Linked DNA regions of Homo sapiens: region 1 is linked to region 2. The links are chromatin contacts, found by Hi-C or POLR2A ChIA-PET in ENCODE. All regions are on one chromosome and are shown on one strand. Each heading gives the region's core, a stretch centred on a gene start or an enhancer-like site at or near the end of the contact. The rest is flanking DNA. Distances are from core to core; before and after follow the strand shown.

What was found. A loop is a pair of places that touch in the nucleus more often than their neighbours do. ChIA-PET counts read pairs that join two places held with the same protein, here RNA polymerase II (POLR2A).
Region 1: a map of Caco-2 shows a loop between it and region 2 (5-fold over the local background). The contact joins the promoter of EGR2 here to the enhancer-like site in region 2. A Hi-C loop is called at or near these places in 1 of 168 maps with a recorded cell type or tissue (Caco-2). POLR2A ChIA-PET finds 5 or more read pairs at or near these places in 1 of 52 experiments (AG04449).

Annotation. Positions count from the first base shown.
Region 1 is chr10:62,813,790-62,817,809 of GRCh38, forward strand. EGR2 (early growth response 2) reads right to left here and starts at 2,577. Exons shown (of 2, transcript NM_000399.5): 1 at 2,072-2,577; 2 at 1-679. The coding sequence starts at 2,240. RefSeq lists silencers at 1,488-1,577, 2,598-3,027, 3,318-3,397 and an enhancer at 3,423-4,020.
Region 2 is chr10:61,833,614-61,837,668 of GRCh38, forward strand. The region is part of intron 2 of LINC02625 (long intergenic non-protein coding RNA 2625); the gene reads right to left. Among named protein-coding and RNA genes, the nearest start is that of LINC02625, 32 kb to the right of the region's middle. Within about 2 kb of position 1,663, at least 11 of the 41 ENCODE cell types and tissues checked have a DNase peak (open chromatin) inside an H3K27ac peak, as active enhancers do.

The DNA of each region.
Region 1 (4,020 bases), core at 1,327-3,826, 980 kb after region 2:
GGTCCGGTCACCCCAGCACTGGGGCCCCCCAGGGTAAAGTTACGGATTGTAGAGAGTGGAGTGAGTGGAGGGGGCACCCGCAGGGTGTCCAGTGGGCAGGGAAAGGGCTTACGGTCTGGGCCAGCTGTACCATGTAGGTCTCTCTGGCACTGAGATGGAAAGAATCCAGGATAGTCTGGGATCATTGGGAAGAGACCTGGGTCCGTGGCTGGCTTGGGGGATGGATAGGAAGGAGGTGGTGGGTAGGCCAGAGAGGAAGAGGTGGAGGTGGTGGCTGCTGACAGGAACGCAGAAGGGTCCTGGTAGAGGTCTCCTGCACAGCCAGAATAAGGAGGAGGAGGCGGTGGCGGAGAGTACAGGTGGTCCAGGTCAGGCTGGGTCTGGGACATGGTGCACACACCCAGGGGTCCTGTGGCCAGTGGGTTGGGGGAGGCAGAGGTGACGCTGGATGAGGCTGTGGTTGAAGCTGGGGAAGTGACCCCTTGCAAGATGCCTGCACTCACAATATTGATTATGCCTTCTGGGTAGCAGCTGGCACCAGGGTACTGAGGGTCAATGGAGAACTTGCCCATGTAAGTGAAGGTCTGGTTTCTAGGTGCAGAGACGGGAGCAAAGCTGCTGGGATATGGGAGATCCAACGACCTCTTCTCTCCAGTCATGTCAATGTTGATCATGCCATCTGGGGAGGGGAAAGGCAGAATGGAGGTGGAACAATGAAAATACAGCCAGGACTCCCTTCTCACCCCCGCTCACATAGGTCCATTTCCAAGGCCGAGAGTCTCAGCACTGTAGAGCTGTGGCAAAGTCCAAAAGGTGGGGAAATTGAGGCCCACAGACTGTAAGAAGAGGCCAGCCCAACTGTGGCAACCCATTGACAGTATGGAACTCAAGAACTACCTCCAAAAAAGCAGAATGAGCTTTTCCCAACTCCCCTCCACCCCCAGCCATCTGTGGCTCTAGTCCCCAATAAAAAACACCCAATAATAGCAACAACAATATTTTAAAAAGCCTCATCCGCCCGGAGCTTTTCTCCCTCTTTTTTGCCTGGGGGTTCCACGGCTGAGGCACCAAGACAAACACCACCCAAGAATCGACCTATCCCAGTCAGTGCCGTGATGGTGCCAAACCGAGAGGAGAGCCCGAGAAGGGGGTGGGTGATTTCCCGGCTGCTCCCCATCCCCGGCGCCTTGTGCCTTTTTCTCCCTCCCTCTCCCGCTGCGCTTCAGCCGAGGGCTGCTGGAGCGAATGGGGGATGTAGAGGAAGGAGTCCGTAGGTTTCCGTGCCCTCCCAATCTTCTCCGCCTTTCCCGACAGCCGCGCGTCCCCGCCTCAGCCCAAGGCCAGTGGCCCGGCCTCGAGGAAGGCGCGGGGGCCGCGAGAGACGACTTTCCACAGCATCGCCAAGGAAACCGGCGTCGCCGGTGCCCCCGCGGGCCTCCCTCGGCAGTCCGGGGGCTGCTTCCCGCCGTTGCGCGCCCTCCTCCACCACCCACTCGCTGCCTCCGCCGGCCGGAGCCCCCGCCTTACTAACCCCCTCAACTTCGCGGGCGGCGGGCAGGTGGGGGCGCGCCTCCAGGCCGCAAGAAGGGAGCGCTCCGAGATTTTCCCGGGGTCGGCTCTGCCCAGGAGGGAGCTACCGACGCTTTCCCCTGGCGCTTCTCCGCCGCTCGGCTCTCCAGGCGCGCAGCTCTCCCCGAGAGCCCCGAACTTTACCGTCACTTTGCCCCTGCCCCGGGAGAGGGGAGGTCGAAGTGCTGCCGGCCAGAGGGCCTACGCAAGCCTCGAAACCCGGGGGGACGCCTCTTCCACCCCCATCCCTGCGCTCGCCCGGGGCTGGGCGCGCCGGGGCGCACGCACGCCGGTTTGCTGGCGACCTGGCGCATCTGCCCGCGCGCCCTGGTCTCAGCTGTCGCAGGTTCCTCCTGCACCCACTTCCAGTCTTCAAAGCCAGTGCAGTCAGCACCGTCCACCTGGAGCCCCAATCCTCTCCTGCGATTCCCGCACACCCACTGCACCCCATCCACCACCTCCGGGCCGCGCAGGTCCGGGCCTGCGAAGACACGCGGCTTACCTCCGGCCACTCCGTTCATCTGGTCAAAGGGGCCTCCCAGTTCGGCATTGGGAAAGATGGTCACCGACGTGGCGGCGAGGTCCTCCACCGGGTAGATGTTGTCAGACAGCTGGTGCACAAAACCACTGAGAGTTACTGGGATTTTGTCTACGGCCTTGGCGGTCATCATTTGCTCCTCGCACAACCTGGAGACCCAACTCCCTCGCTACCTGGAGTGTCAGAAAAGCCGTTTTGGAGAGGGGTTGGACTGAGCCTGGGATGGTATCTCCTTTTGCCCTCCACACTTAAAAACAACCACCACACACACCAAGAAAAAAAAATCAACAGAAATAAAAGTAGCAAACAAGTTGCTGTTTTTTAAGAAATAAGAAAAATGTCTATTTGCCACTGACTCTCTCCTGTCTGTGTTCCGGCTGCTGGGAAGCCAGGAGTTGCTGGTGTAGTGTTATTATAACAGTCAGTGAGTCCCCTCGCCGAGCTATTAATCAATTGCTCCTCGCTCAGTTAGACGGAAAGTGTTGCTCTAAGTATTTATGGGCAGGTCTTCAATACCCGTGACGTCGCTGCCCATATATGGACTGAGGAACAGGGCTGGGCCAGGCGGCTTTTGCCGTCACATGGCTGATTTGCATACACGGGCTCGGCCGCGCGGACTCCGCCGGGCTCGCGACTTCCAGCTCGCAGGCGGCGGGGATCGCTGGGGTCCCGGGCGCGCGGCCCTAGCTGCAGCCTGGGTCCGGGGCGCAGGGATCGCGGGGGAGAGGGCGCGCCATGGACCCAGTCACAGCCACAGCAGGAGAGCGAGCTGCTCCAGGCTGCGGCTCAGCCTCCCGGGGCGGGGAGGAATTCCGGTTCTCTGGGACTTTCCAAAAAAGGCGAAGATCCGGTGCCGGCGGCTCCGCCTCCCTAGCCCTTGTTTGGGAGCCATTCCGGAAAATTAAACTTCGGAAAGAAACCGAGCGGAGCCGAGACACTACAGTCAAACCCCTACTCACTTTCTTGGCAGCTCAAAACCGCAAGCAAAAGGAGGCAGCGAAGAAAAAAAAAGCTACATGCATTCACGGAAGCTGACTGCTTTTTTCTGAATTACTTGGTGGAAAGAAGTGGCTGGTGATAAGAGTGAATGCGTATTGCTTTTTTGGAAAGTCTGTTCTATTTATACAGGAGCGAAAACGGAACAGGTTTGGGTTGTTTGTTTGTTTAAGTATTTTGGGCACCTTGGGACTGGGAGGGTAAACCCTAGGAGGAGCAGAATTACTGTGGGGAGCTTCGAGAGAAATCCTCAGCCGGAGACACCCTCCTTCCTCTGCCCGCGCGCTCCCCGCCCCCCTTCAGCTGCTGCGCGGAGCGGGCGCCCTTCCCGGCGCGTCTGGGCGGTCGGCTGCGTGGGGGCGTCCAGATGGAAGCTTGGACACTCACCCTGCCCCTCCAGACACACATACACACACACTCACACTCGCTCCACTTCCGCTACACACTCCCGCCCCCGCTGCCCTCTTCACACACCCGCTCACACACCTTACACTACACACCTCCCTGTTGACTGCGTCCGCGCGCCGTCGTTGCCAGCAGTGTCCCGGCGGCAGAGCGGGCTCCGGGCTCGCTGGACAGGAGGTTCTATGAAGACACTGGCCTAACCTTCACTACCGGTCCCTGCAGCCACAGAATCCCCCTGACCCCCATAGCCCAGGATCCAGGACCGCGCCCTGCCCGCACCCGAGCCAGAATACACGTACTAGAATAAATATTTTCTCTCCCTCCCCAAAAAACACCTCGGTGAGCCCAGCGCGGTCCTCAGTGACGGCCGAAAGCATCTCTAATCACTTTCAAGACGCCATCCCCATCCCCCAACCCACTCGTTTTACTTTGCGAGACCCCGGTAGAAACCCTTCTGTTTCGTTCCCAAAGCAATTTTTAAAAACTTTTCCAAAGTCCAAATAGCAGCAGGT
Region 2 (4,055 bases), core at 413-2,912:
GTCTGACACAGAATACATGCTCAGTACTTCTGTTGACTAATGAACGATTTCTGCTTAGAGGATTGACTGCCAATCACAATAGATATGAAACATAGCAAAAGTCACCCTTCTATAATCATACAATGTTAGATTTTGAAGTGATCTGATTCAAGATCATCATCCAATATTATTGGGCCCATCATTTCCTAGCTGTGTAACTTGGGCAAGTTCCTTAATCTGTTACTCTAATTCCTTCCCTATAAGGAATATTGTAGATGCATGATCTACCTCAGAGAACTGTTTGATGATTAAGTGGCTTAATGTATATTCGACACTTATTGGGCATTAGATTTAAGACCGAAAGGTAAGTAAATTACCCCCAAGATTGCCCAGCTAGTTAAAAACAGAGCTGGGACTGGAACCCATATGTCTTAGCTTTCCCGTCTTCCAAAATAGTTGTTTGATGGCTGCTCAGAAACTGATGGAGAACAGAGTTTTCTTCTGCAAGGATACCAGCACAGCTTCAACAGTCACGTTTTTAGGGGCAAACATCTCTTTCCTCTTACAGGTGGCCTCTAAGCCCCAACCTCTTTACCTCCTTCTAGCTTCCAAATCTTCCAATCTTTGAATGTCTACTACTCAAAGCAATTTTTCCCAAAGTATATTCCTCAGAACATTCACTTAAACATCCAGCGTAATTTCTAGGTTTAAAAATAATGAGGATGACCAACTGACAGGATAAGAATTATGAAGGTAGTGTTTGAGTAACAGAATAAAATGTTTGGAATATTTCTCTAGGATAATAATGACATATTTTGTTTTTTAAAAATTGGCTTGGAGAATGTTTTTATTTTTTAAAAAATTATTCCTTAGCCAAATATATTTGAGAAATAAGACATCTCTTAGAAAGGGACTATGCAAATTAGCATATAGAGGTTACTAAGGAGTTTTGCATCTAGACACTTTTTAACCCAGCAGTTCCAGAGCATAATGAAATATGAAAACATTTCTCAGCACAATACTTATTACCATCCTTGGAATGCCACAAAACACATTTTAAGAAACACCAGAATTGATTTTTACCCCAGGCATCAAATGGAAGGGACATATGTTAACGCAAGCTCTATGAGAGCAGGTTTTTCTAGTTTTTTCACTGCTTAGGACAGTACCTGGCACACAGTAGAGATTAACTGATTATTTGTTGAAGAATATATGCTCATGGAAATAGCAACTTGGGATTTGGGACATCAGCCCCTGGTAGAGAAGAAGCCAGCACATTAGGTTGTGGGTCTCTGATCTGGTTGTTCTCAGCCAGAAGGTCCCCATGGAGTTGGCTATCCTAAAAGAAGAAGGCCCCCATCCACCCAGGAAGGGCTTCTTGCCAACCAAGATGGCAGGTCCCCACCAGAGTAGAACAGGCATGCAATACAGGCCACAGCTGCCTAATTCACTGGTATCAGTATTTCCACGGATGCCAGTCTTCATGACTTCCACACAAAAATCAGGTTCCCTTACAAATCTGAGTCAATAGGCTTTAAACTGAGCACTCATGAAAGAATAAACTCCACTCCCCTACTCACAGCCAGCCCTCTGGCCTTGTCTAGGCCACGGCCAGGAGCACTAGGGAGGGAAAAGGAAGGTAGCTTCAACTTTTCCTGGCAAAGTGGCCTTCCTTTTCAGAACCTGTAGCTCAGCTAAGTGGAGACACCTGGTGTTTGTTGTTGCAACTTCAAGAACAATACATTAAGACTCGGGGCAGAAAATCAGGCTTTTCATAAAAATTGTGTCATCAAAAAGACGGTTCAGGAAGAAAAAATGCAAATGGCAGCCCAACTCACCCCTACAAGACTTTTTCCCCCTCAATATTTCTACCATCTGAATAGCTTTTCTCCGTATTCCTGTATGTAAAACATGGGGGAAAAAAAACACAATAGCAAGGCACCTAAAATTTGTGAGAATCCAGAAAAGAGAAGAAATCATCTTTCCTGGTTGCTCCATTTTGTCAGGTGTTAAATCAGAGTGCTAACTTTTGTATAATAACTGTTTGCTAATACTTAATAAGTAGCCGGTGTAACACAGTTCCAAAAAATTTTTTTGTTGTTGTTAAGCCTATGCAAGGCCAAAGGAGTATTAAAGTTTCACTACGGAAGAAATATGGCCACTGCCAAGAACTGATTAGTCATAAAATCCGAGGCATTATCATCATCCATCATTGCCTTTCTTTTAATGACTGAACTAAAAAGAGAGACATCAAAGTTTTCAAAATAAGGTTATAAAAATGCTGTACGCAGATGAGGCCTCCAAATATTTTGATAGAACCTGAACAAAAAAAATATAGAAAAATCATTGAAACAAATCACAAAACATATGTTGTTATGTTTTGCTCTAAAAAGCATGAAGTTTATCCAGAACCCTATTATGGTAACTGCTTAGCTTTTCATGCATTCCTAAATTACCATGTAATCTAAAACGTTGTTTTCAGCTGCCCTGTATTGGAAAGTCCCTTAAAATAATCAGGATGATTACAGGCTAGTATTCAGAAAGAAACTTGCTTGTATTATTGTAAATGAAAGTATTATTTATCGGGCAGCCTCCTTTAAAGAAAAAAAAAAAACCCTATCTCAGAAGCACAGAAATACAATGTATTCAGGAAATACCTAAACCAAGGATTGCATTTTGGGCTCTCTACATTTTCAAACACATGGATAGTTGGTGTAAAAATATGTTCTTTTTCTGCAGGGACTTGACTGTAATTAGTGTGTGCCAAAACTCTCTCACAGAGATTTCATTGTCTTATCTACTTACATCATCTTAATGCGATTTTATTTTACTTTGTCAAAGTCATATTAATGTAAATGTGTTCTTGATAGCAAACAGAGTTCTTTTTTATGCAAAACAGGATTCAGCTGACTCTAATAAAACAGCTTGCAGTCTATTAGACTATAACAGTAATGTGCTTATTTTGTTTCTCAAATCAAGACTGTGTCAGAAAGCTATAGATGGAGATTTGTCTTGTTTTTCACAATAATTGCTAGGGTGGGGTTACATTATGATCTTTAAATGAATAGTATCGCTTAGAACAAACACTTCATATATCTTTTATCTTCCCCGGCATACAGTTCTGAGTTTTCTTTGAAAATGCTGCGCTACTTTTCCACATAAGTCATCAGAATGTTTCCAAAGAATTTTAACTGCCAGATTAATTATATCTTGCAAACAAAGATAGATTGCTTACATTCTTTATTCAGAATTCCTGCCAGTGTGGAGCAACTGGCAACAAATTAATTTCTTTTGCAACCATGCAAAATGTTTTGCTATGAAAAGCTCTGGAAGGTAAATGGATCCTTTTAAAAAAAAAAAAAATCAGGTTGCTCATTCTGAAAGGCTAATCTGTAAGCAAAGAACACAGGATTAAATGAATTTGACTACTCCCCCCCACCCCGCCCTCTTTTTTTAGCATCTATGTTATAACCCTCCCATAATGTATTCAGTTAATTAAGTATTGCTGTGACCTGGTGGCAATTTTTGAAATCCAGGGAATTTTTCCCCCTTTAAATTCTGCCTCCCCCACAGAGCAGAATATAATCTGTTTCCAGTCAGTCTGTTTATTTCAGCTGTGCTTCTACTACAAGCCTCTAAAATGTTTTAATAAATTTATCAACCAAAAAATATTACAAACATTTCATTTCCTTTGATTCAGACACACATACACACCAAAAAAAAAAAAAAAAAAAACCTCTGCCTTCATTGCAAATTCTTGGTGGTATGAATCACTCTAAGTAATATTTGCTTTAACTTTCGTGTGGTTCTACAAACAACCTTTATATGGCTGGACTTCAAAGCGAGGAGAAATAAAGGTTAGAAATGTGATAGGAGTAATCTATTATTAGGCATGAAACATTAAACCACTTTTAGCTATAAGTCTTAAAACCTGAATAATCTGGGTTTTTTAAGTAGTGCATATTTATTGTGCTTTCAGCTACACACACATTTATCACAGAGAAGTGTTTGGAAGAGAAATATTTTCCATTGCACTGTGTGCCACAATTTAGTTTAATTTTTCCTAATATTTAATT